Linked DNA regions of Mus musculus: region 1 is linked to region 2. Evidence: chromatin loops called from intact Hi-C (ENCODE). Cell type or tissue: heart. All regions are shown on one strand. Links, peaks and the distances in the headings refer to the core of each region. The heading gives the core; the rest is flanking DNA.

Region 1 (5,375 bases), core at 267-5,266, 72 kb after region 2:
GAGGTGGAAGCAGAACCGCCATGACTTGGGTTAGCCTGAGCAGAACCGTCATGACCCAGGTTAGCCTGAGCAGAACCGCCATGACCCAGGTTAGCCCAAGCAGAACTGCCATGACCCAGGTTAGCCTGAGCAGAACTGCCATGACCTGGGTTAGCCCAAGCAGAACAGCCAACTGGGGCTGCATATGAGCGCAGAAGATCCTGGCAGTAGAAGAAAAATAAACAAAAAAAGCGCAGGTGGTGGTGGCTCACCCCTTTAATCCCAACGCTTGGAAAGCAGAAATAGGTAGATCTCTCTAAATTCAAGGCCAGCCAGGGATACACAGAAAAATCCTGTCTTGAAAAACCGATGAAGAGAAAAAAAGAGCCATGTAGGCGATCAAAGCTCGGTAGTCTAAAGAAATGAGAAATGCTATAGAGCTACCTAAGGTGAGGGAAGAGTCAGGACATTTTGGGCAGAGAGCCGGTACTGCAAGCCCAGAGGACCAAGGCCTGTTTTATATCATGTACAGAGTAGCTGGACAAGACATTGCACAGCAACACTAGCACGTACATACTGTCCAGCCAAGTATCACTGTCACTATCACTTATCCTGCTCTCAAACTAAAACCGTGCACCAAGATCCCTTTGGCAATAGATCCCCTTCAACAGTGTGAGCAGGTCCAAGTATGAATTATCTATGGCTCCTGATAAACACTGCTGTACACCTTGATTTCAAAAGTTGTTTTGGGAGAGGGGATAGATGGGAGACAGGGTCTTACTATGTGAATCTGACTGTCCTGGAATTCCCTCTGTAGACCATACGGCCTTGAGCTCAGAGTTCAACTGCCTTTGTCACCCAAGTACTGGGATCAAAGGTGTGCACTACCACATCCAGCCTCATTTTTCCTTTTAGTTATGATCACATTTATTGACGTATGATGGAAGTGGAGCCTGCATGTCATCCTTGTTGGTTAAGCGTCAGGGGACAAAAGTACTACGTGGAGAAGCAGGTTCTCGTCTTCCAACGAGGGTTGCAGAGATCCAGCTCAGGTGTCTTACCAACTGAACCATCTCAAAGGCCTAAGATTTGGGTTTTTGAGGTCTCATAGAGACCAGGGTATTCTGAAATCAAGATTTAATTTAAGGGCGGCTCAGTGGTTAAGAGCACTGGCTGCTCTTCCGAAGGTCCCGAGTTCAAATCCCAGCAACCATATGGTGGCTCGCAAACATATGCAATGAGACCTGATGCCCTCTTCTGGTGTGTCTGAAAATAGCTACAGTGTACTTACATGGAATAAATATAAATCTTTTTTTAAAAAAAGAAAGGTTTTAAGATAGCTGGGCAAGCCAGGCGTGGTGAGACACCCCTTTAATCCCATCACTCAGGAGGCAGAGGCAGGTGGATTTCTGAGTTCGAGGCCAGCCTCATCTACAAAGTGAGTTCCAGGACAGCCAGGGCTACACAGAGAAACCCTGTCTCGAAAAACCAAAAACGAAAAAAAAAAAAAAAAAAAAAAAAAAAAAAAAGATAGCTGGGCAAGATGTTTCTGGCCTTTGATCCCTGCACTCTGGATGGCAGAGGCAGACTGATATTTGAGTTTGAGATCAGTCTCTAAAGCCAGATCCATTTAGAAAGTTCCAGAACAGCCAAGGCTTCATAATGAGATCTTGTCTCAAAAAACAAAGACAGTGATAACAATGATGATGAACATAGACTCAAGCATGCTAGACCAAATCACCACTAGACCTACTCCCTAGACTCTGATAAATAACTTACTAATAATATATATAAGAGTTATTCTCCTCCCAACTTCTTTTACATACATCACCGATGGGTGTGGTGGCACACAACTTTAGTCCTGGCACTTGGAAGACTGAGGCAGGCAGATTTTTCTGAGTTTGAGGCCTGTCTGGTCTTGGTGCCAAAAGACAGAAAGAGAAGTAAAAGAGAAAACGGAAAATTAAAAAATGCAAGGAGGTGGTGGCGACACACTCTGATCCCAGTACTGCGCTCCGGAGGCAGAGGCAAGTGGATCTCATTGGATTGCAGGCCAGCCTGGTCTACAGCGCGAGTTCCAGGACAGCCAGGACTATGCAGAGAAATCCTGTCTCAAAACACCAAAAGGAAAGAAAGAGAGAGAAAGACAGAAAGAGAGGGAGAGAGAGATAAACTTTTACTGTTTATCATGAACGCCCCGACTCGTGTGCTTAGGTCAGAGGACAACTAACAGGAATCCTTTTTCCTCTGTGCTCAACCTCGTGGGTCTTAGGAATCGAACTCACATAATTAGGCTTGAAGGCAGGTGCTTTTACCCGCCGATCCATAGCCAGGCTCTCTTTTAGAATCCTAAAAGCCTGCAAACCGGCTCAAGCCTGTCTGGAGCTTCTTCCCCGTGGGTGGGTCTCCTTCCTGTCAGTTGTCCCTCCTCAAAGTCCCCGCCCACCAGGAAGGACATTTCTGGCTCTCTTCGGCACCCGTCCACCCTGCCTCCACGTGACACAAACAGACCGGGCACTTCCGCTTCCCCTCCGCTCTCCCCACTCACTGTCTACTCCCCCCTCGTCCCTGGGTCTCCCGCCCCGTGAGTTAGCGAGCGCCGGGAGGGCGGCGTCGCGGGCGGAGTCGCCCCGGGCTGACCCTTGCGGTCTTCCTTCTGGTCCCCGCAGGTCCCCGCGGAGGCGGAGGCGGGCGCCATGGCGGAGCTGACGGCTCTGGAGAGCCTCATCGAGATGGGCTTTCCCAGGGGACGCGCGTAAGGGAGCCTCCCCCTAGCCGGTGGTGGGAGGCCGCGGGCCTGGCCGGCCTGACTGTCACCATGGCTGGTGGGCGCTATTCACGGTGTTTCTGCCCCCAGGGAGAAGGCTCTGGCCCTCACAGGGAACCAGGGCATCGAGGCTGCGATGGATTGGTGAGCGGGCGACCCGCACGGGTGGCGGGAGTTTGGGAGCCGCTGGGCAAGGTGGCCTCCAGGCTAACCAACCCCTGCCTACTTTCTCCGCGCAGGCTGATGGAGCATGAAGACGACCCCGATGTGGATGAGCCTCTGGAGACTCCCCTCAGCCATGTCCTGGGACGAGAACCCACGCCCTCAGAGCAAGTTGGCCCTGAAGGTCCTGACTGGGAGACATCTTGTGATTCTAGAGACCTTGAAAGGGCCCCGAGAAAATCAGAATGATCTTATTCTAAATACTAATCCTGGTTGCTTGTTTGCAGGCTCTGGGTCTGCTGCTGGAGAAAGCAGACCCATTTTGACTGAAGAGGAGAGACAAGAACAGACCAAGAGGTGACTGGCAAGTTCAGTGTGTGTGTGTGTGTGTGTGTTTTGTTTGGAGTCTGCCTAACTCTTGCCCAGGCTGAACTCCGGATCCTCCTGCCTCCGCCTCCAGAGTGCTGAGATGTGGCCTTCACTGTGCCTTGCATTATTTTTTTGAGACGCAGTCCAGCTGTGTACCTCAGGCTGCGCTGGAACCCCGTATGCGGCCTAGGCTAAATTCGAAGCCACATTCTTCTAGTGCTGGGATTACAGGCCTGGGCCACCATAGCCCAGTGACACACTTTACCAAGGGTCATGGGTCATCTTCCTTCCTCTCAAATACAAACAAGTCTGATCATAGAACCTGACCTTTCCGGTTTTGAGGGTGTGCTGCAAGTCACCAGGAAACATCTCACATAGCTCAGGACTGGTCTCAAACTCCTGTGTGGCTGCAGATTCCCCTGAAATCCCAACTCTCTTGCCTCTCCTTTGCAAATGCAGGGATTATAGATATGCATCACTATGCCCTTTCTTTAAAAACAAAACCAACAACAACAATAAGAAAAACCCACGCTGGGCGTGGTGGTGCACGCCTTTAATCCCAGCACTCGGAGGCAGAGGCAGGCGGATTTCTGAGTTCGAGGCCAGCCTGGTCTACAAGGTGAGCTCCAGGACAGCCAGGGCTAAACAGAAAAACCAAAAAAAAAAAAAAAGAAAGAAAGAAAGAAAAACCCACAAGGGTCTATGCATGATATATTGTGCTCTACCTTTAAACTACACTTTTTTTTTTTTTTTTTTGGCTTTGTTCTGTTTTTTTTTTTTTCTTCAAGCCAAGAGTCTCTATCCCTGACTGTCCTGGAACTGGCTCTGTAGACCAGGCTGGCCTCAAACTTGAGATTTACCTGTCTCTGCCTTCTGAACACTGAGAATAAAGGCGTGCACTGCTACCACCTAGCTTGTCCTCTTTGGTTTTTCAAGATAGGGTTTCTTTGTATAGTCCTGGCTGTCCTGGAACTAACTCTGTAGACCAGGCTGGCCTCGAACTCAGAAATCTGCCTGCCTCTGCCTTCCAAGTGCTGGGATTAAAGGCGTGTGTCACCAGGTCTGGCCCTGCTTGTCCTCTTTATATTACTGTTTTGGTTTTGTTTCCTTTCCTCTGTCTTGGAGCCCGTATTCCCTTATTTTGTTAATTTCTCAGTCTAAACTCACCTTCCCACTCCATGTCCAACTTTACCTCTTTCTTCTCTGCAAAACAGAATGTTGGAACTTGTGGCACAAAAGCAGCGGGAACGTGAAGAAAGAGAGGAGCGAGAAGCTTTAGAACGAGAAAAGCAGCGGAGGAGACAAGGGCAAGAGCTGTCAGTTGCACGACAGAAACTGCAGGAAGATGAGATGCGCCGGGCTGCGGAGGAGCGCAGGAGGGAAAAGGCTGAAGAGTTAGCTGCCAGGTCTGAAGTCTCATTGGTCGCTAATTGGGAAAGAAATGAAGATTTGCCTTGTCCATGTCTGACCTATTTTCTTCCTGTCTCTATTCTAGACAAAGGGTTCGAGAAAAAATTGAAAGGGACAAAGCAGAGAGAGCCAAGAAGGTGGGTGATTAGAAAGTCTGGGTATAGTGGAGTATGTGGGTTAATTTCCTTAAAGTGTGCTTAGCATGATTTTTTTGAGGCAATTTTACTCTAGCCCAGACTAGTGTCAGACTCATAGTATTCTCCTGCGTCAGCCTTCCAAGTACTCTAACTAAAAGCTGTGAACTGCCAAACCTCTGTGTGTGTGTGTGTGTGTGTGTGTGTGTGTTTGGCCCATGTACTGGAGGGTGACCCTTTATACATGCTAGACTAGTGTGCTCCCTCTGAGGTAGTGTTCCATTTTGTCTTTCAGTATGGTGGTAGTGTGGGTTCTCGGTCATCCCCACCAGCAACAGACCCAGGTCCTGTTCCTTCTTCTCCCAGCCAGGAGCCCCCTACTAAGCGGGAGTATGACCAGTGTCGTATACAGGTACTGTTTTCAAGTGACCGTCTTGCTTCTGGAATCCCGTGTTGGCTTATAAAGTGCCAGACAGCCCAGAGCTGTTCACGCTTAAGTCCCCTTTGCCAAATCTCTCCCTTCTTTGTACATGACTTTTGAAATCCTATCTCCT
Region 2 (5,375 bases), core at 111-5,110:
GGTCTACAGAGTGAGTTCCAGGAGAGCCAGGGCTACACAGAGAAACCCTGTCTCAAAAAAAAAAAAAAAAAAAAAAAAAAAAGAAAAGAAAAGAAAAGAAAAGAAAAAAGAAAACCCTAAAACCAGAAAAGAAAAACCAAAAAACTAAGATAAAATGAATCTTAACAACAACAAAAGACTTAAGGCAACTAGTAAGTGGACTAGGGACTGAACCCTCACCTTAGGAAATACCCCATAACCTTTCTATGAATAATACTCTTACCTTGTTGACCTGAGTGACCACAGCATCCACCACTTCACCTTTAAAGGGCCGGAAAACAATAGCTTTGTATTTCACTGGATAAAGAACAAAACCTCGGCCTGGCTGGATCACACCAGCACCAATATTGTCGATGGTGGTGACAGCAATTACAAAGCCATATCTGCATGAAAAATGAAAGAAGACAGCTATGTGAAGAGCCTCTGAAAAGCCACCAGCAATAAGAGTCTCTGTGTGAAAGAACCTCTGTTCAGATGGTTCATTGATCAAGAAGAGACAGGACACAGATTAGCACCTAAATATATATATATATATATACACACACACACACACACACACACACATATATATGTTTTTTCGAGACAGAGTTTCTCTGTGTAGCGCTGGCTGTCCTGGAACTCACTCTTTAGACCAGGCTGGCCTTGAACTCAGAAATCCACCTGCCTCTGCCTCCCAAGTGCTGGAATTAAAGGCATGCGCCACCCCCGACCAGCTTAGCACATGAAATATTAAATGATGCTCTCATGATGGTACAGTAAATGCCCAAGAAGGCCTAGATATGCTGACATACACCTATTCTCTCAGTACCATGTAGGCTAAGGCAGGAGGACTTGCCAGGGTCAAAGCTGAGACAGGTCTTTCAAAAACCACAAACGAGTCAGAGAATTGTGATGAAAGCCTTTAATGTCAGCACTCAGTGGCAGGCAGATCTCTGAATTAGAGCCCAGCTTGGTCCACATAGTGAGGCCATCTCAAAACTCAAAAACATTTGCATAATAACGGTCTTATCTCACATAAGGGAAGAAAATTTTCTTTAGTAGCTTTTCAGAGTGTCTAAAACAGGCAAAAACTGGCTGCTTCAGGTGCCTGGAGGGGTGAAAGGGTTCCTCAGAGTAAGCGACAAGCCCTGACAGAAGGAGTTAAGAAGAGGTTAGAGACTAGCGCCATTGTGCGTGCATTCAGCAGACCTCTCTGTGAAGCAGAAACTCACTTCCCAGTGCAGGTCCCCTCCACCTCGGTAAACAGCTTCTGCTTCACCGTGTTGAGCAAGTTTGGACCGAAGTATCGTGGGTGCAGGAGGATCTCGTGCTCCAGGGAAATCTGCAGAGAAAGGAAGATGGAGACTCAGCCAGCCACATTGAGGACAGGAGGCGACCTGTCGGCCCTTCCGGGCCTCCAGGATCCTCCTGTGACTGCCCCTCACAGTTACCCCGCATCCAGCTCACGTGATAAAACATCTTCTGCAGAAGCTTGGCCCGCAGCGCCCAGAACTTCCCACGCAGAGACCTCTCCGGAAGCACTTGCAGAAGTCCCACCACTTCTCTGCGGTCGCTTCCGCAGCGCTGATTGAGTCTTAACGTCATGGGCGGGGATACATGAAGCCCCGCCCCTCAGGCCTGCCCACCACCGTTCATACTCCCCTCCTACTTAAAGCAAATTCTAGGACAGCCGGGATTACAGAGAAAAACCCGGCCTCGAAGAACCAAAGCCAAAACTAAAACCAAAACCAAAACCAAAACCAAAACCAAAACCAAAACCAACCAAAAAATGTGAGTTATTTTAGGTCTGACTTTTACCACATGCCCTTAAACCCAGCCGTGGCAAACAGATCTCTAAACTTAAGGCTAAGCCACAGCTACAAAGTGAGTTCCAGGGTAACCTGGGCTGTGTATACAACCCTGTAAAACATTTACACATATTTAAAAAAAACCAAAAAATTATTATTATTTAATTTGGGGGCTGAAGAAATAGCTCAGTCCTTAAGAGCACTTGCTCCTCTTGCAGAGGTCCAGGATTTAATTCCCAGCACCCACAGGGTAGCTCACACTCTTCTTTGTAACTCCAGCTCAGGGAGAGCTGACATCCTCTTCTGGCTTCCTTCAGCACTGCATGTGAGTGGTACCCAAACACACATACAGGCAGAACACCCATGCTTGTAAAATAAAAAGAAAGGCTAGGCAGCTGGGGATATGATTGTTCTTCCAAAGGATCCAGGTTTGATTCCCAGCACAAGCATGCTGACTCAACTCTCTATCTATACTTCAATCCCAGGGGATCCAGTGCCCTCTGGCCTCCATGAACACAGCACCCTTGTGGTGAACAGACATAGCTGTAGCCAGAACACTCACACATATAAAATAAGAATAACGGTTTTTTTTTTTTTTACATGTAAATAAAAATAAAGCTCTCAAAGAGGACCTGAGTTCAGTTACTAACACTAGCATTTCACAACTCCAGCTCTAAGGGGACCTGAAATCTTCTCGTAGCCTCAGAAGGTACCAGTACTCATAGGCTCATACTCACACATAGGTAGCATACATTATTAAGTACACATAATTAAAAAGAAATCACTTAGCTGGGCATGATGGCGCACGCCTTTAATCCCAGCACTTGGAAGGCAGAGACAAGTGAATTTCTGAGTTTGAGGCCAGCCTGGTCTACAGAGTGAGTTCCAGGACAGCCAGGGGCACATAAACAAGGCTGTCTTAAAAAACAAAACAAAACAAAAAAACCCCAAAAAGACAGCAAACAAACAAAAAGATTATGTCTGCAGGCATGCACTAGGCTTACTTTCTTTTCTATTTGAGGGACAGGGTTTTATTATGTAGCCATGGACGGCCTGGAATTTGTTTTGTAGAGGAAGCTTGCCTTGAACTTTTAACAATTCTCTTGCCTTTTCTTTTGAAGTCCTGGGTAAAGTGGAAGCTTAAGGTTTGTCAGTTGTGTTGGAAGGTATTTTGCTGGAGCTAACACGTGAAGGAGTGTTTTCCTGAAGTGGACACAGGTGAAAGAGTAAGGCAGACTCATGAAGGAACATTTAGTTGAAGCAGACACAGGAGAGAGATGTACTGCTAAAGCAAGCACATGAAAGGACACGTGATAAAGGATTCTTTGCTAAAAACTGGCATGTATTGGCCTGCCTTCCATTGCACAGTTGAGTTGAATTTGTCAGGACTCCATAGGGAGAAATGCACCAAAAAACTTTTGGTGGTGTGCTGCAGTTTCTTGCTGCTTCTTCGGACTTGGGCTGATTGGCAGAGTGATGTCAGGTAAGACAGACGCATGTGCTGCGTCAAGACTCATGGAGAACATGTGATGTTTGGAGAGAGTATAAGTAGGACTCAGTGGATGGTGATAGAGGCTGAGCTAGGCTTGCTTCTAGAGCTAGCTATGCAATGCTTGTAGGTCTCAAGTCTGCTTATCTCATCCCTGAGAGAGGCACAGCCTAGAACTTTTCGTAGTGTTCCTCCTGGTCCCACCTGCTGACTTGTGCCAAGGCTGAGGCCTGGCTGTCTCTGCTAGGTCGTTCCACTGCTACTGATTCATGTTTGCTATCCTGACTCTCCCAAACTGGACTGCTGGTGTATCCATGAAGTGTTTGCGAGTGGATCCAGCTGCTGCTGCTAACCAATAAACTGAACTGCTGATTTCTGGACAATATAGACAAGATACTAAGATACTAAGATATTATCAGGACTCAGATAATAGAGAGAAGCTCAGGAGTGTTAGGTCATCCTTGGATACAAGAGCAAATATGAGGACAGCCTGTGTTAAGTGAGGGCTTGTCATTTTAAAGGAAAAAAAAAAAGGAGAAGGTACAGGGTGGGGGAAATGTTTCTTCAATACTGGTCACCATTGACCTGCCTATAGCTCCTGCTGGTGAGACATTGGCAGGAGCACTCTAAGTTCCAAGACAACCTGTGCTACATGTGGAAATCCTCTCAAGCAAACAAGAAGTAGCTCAATTGAAAAAATAAACAAAACTCCATTCGTGGAACTATTTCCAGGGACTCATGGTGCAGCTCTGGTGGCCTAGAACTCACTATATTGACCAGGTTGACTTTAAACTCTCAGAGATCTGCCTGCCTCTATTTCCCAAGTGTTGGGATTAAAAGAGCACATCACCTACACTTGGGTTTTATGCTGTCCAGGCTGTGCTGAAAGTTTGTTGTTCCGGCTGGCCTTGAAGTTCCGATGCTCTGTCTTCTACCTCCTGAACATATTGTGGACATGCACAACCACATGTGTATTATGGGACCAAACAGGACTATCTTTGGAGGCAAACTACCATCCTCCTCAGAACTTTAGCTGGGTCTGCAGGCAGAAGACCACCTCAGCTGTGCTTGCTGACTGTTGACTTTCCCTTATAGGATGAGGGGCTGTGGAGGGTCATGAGACCCTCACTTGAGTATCCAGTCACTTCCCTCAACCAGTTCCCTAATTGCACATGACCCCAGGATCTCCAGGGCTGGGTGTGTGTGTAATATATATATTACATATATTACCTGATTGATATACATATATATATATATATATATATATATATATATATATATATATATATATATATATATATATATATATATATATACCCAGAATTCTATAGGTGGAGAATGACTTAGGGAGGGAGCTCCATCTATATGGCTACAGGAACATTATGCTGGGTAAACCCTTTAGCCAGGGACTTCTGAAGTGGCTCACCCACACTCCTGTAAGTAACCCCTCACCTAGGCTCTGTAAGAAAGGCCAATAAGTTCTCAGGGGCCCAAGGTACTAGTGGCATAGTACCTTGGTTTATCATTGGGACCTTACAGAAGAGTTTTTTGTTTTGTTTTGTTTTCTCTACTTATTGACTTTACATTCCGATCGCAGCCCCCCTCAGGGAAAAGATTTTAACAACACAGATATCCTTAGACTCTGTCCCATTTCTGTCCTTACTAGGGCTTGCCTAGAGAACAGTCCATCATCTTCATAGAGTTAGAGGTAGTTACTAACACCACTACTGAGCCTGAACTAGTGGCGCATCCTGTAATTTTCGAGGACCAGATCTGCAAGAGTGAACTGCACTTTTGGGAGGTGTGGCTTACTGCCCACTGTTTCGGCAGAGCTTGGTCTAGACGTGGGCCTACAGGTTATCACACCATTTTGTTATAGTTCTCCTTCTAGGTAGTCCGCAGCAGAAACAGGCTGTATACTCCCGAATACACTGCGTTACTGCCAACCTCGCCCCACCCAGGCGGGTAATTTCCCTATGGGAAACAGATGAATAAGTTCAGCCAATCCTGAGGTCTCTGAGGGAAGGCGGGATGAGGAAGAAAAGTTTAGGACAGGAGCA

The links. Peaks named below come from ENCODE experiments on the same cell type or tissue, not always from the same donor. Only the 100,000 strongest peaks of a DNase experiment are listed, where the experiment ranks them.
Region 1: it touches region 2 in a loop (4-fold over the local background); 1 of 42 quality-filtered maps calls a loop at or near these places.

The regions. Positions count from the first base shown.
Region 1 is chr19:8,869,023-8,874,397 of GRCm38, forward strand. Ubxn1 (UBX domain protein 1) reads left to right here and starts at 2,526. Exons shown (of 9, transcript NM_001362044.1): 1 at 2,526-2,734; 2 at 2,837-2,890; 3 at 2,986-3,092; 4 at 3,196-3,265; 5 at 4,492-4,683; 6 at 4,773-4,824; 7 at 5,117-5,233. The coding sequence starts at 2,676. In heart, for the core only: no CTCF peak of the experiment used is centred there; a DNase peak (open chromatin) is centred at 2,469; H3K4me3 peaks cover 2,134 bases; H3K27ac peaks cover 2,002 bases.
Region 2 is chr19:8,796,974-8,802,348 of GRCm38, forward strand. It overlaps Polr2g (polymerase (RNA) II (DNA directed) polypeptide G), which reads right to left and starts at 1,584. Exons shown (of 8, transcript NM_026329.2): 1 at 1,486-1,584; 2 at 1,251-1,360; 3 at 263-422. The coding sequence starts at 1,497. In heart, for the core only: a CTCF peak has its summit at 2,141; a DNase peak (open chromatin) is centred at 1,618; H3K4me3 peaks cover 2,016 bases; H3K27ac peaks cover 1,541 bases.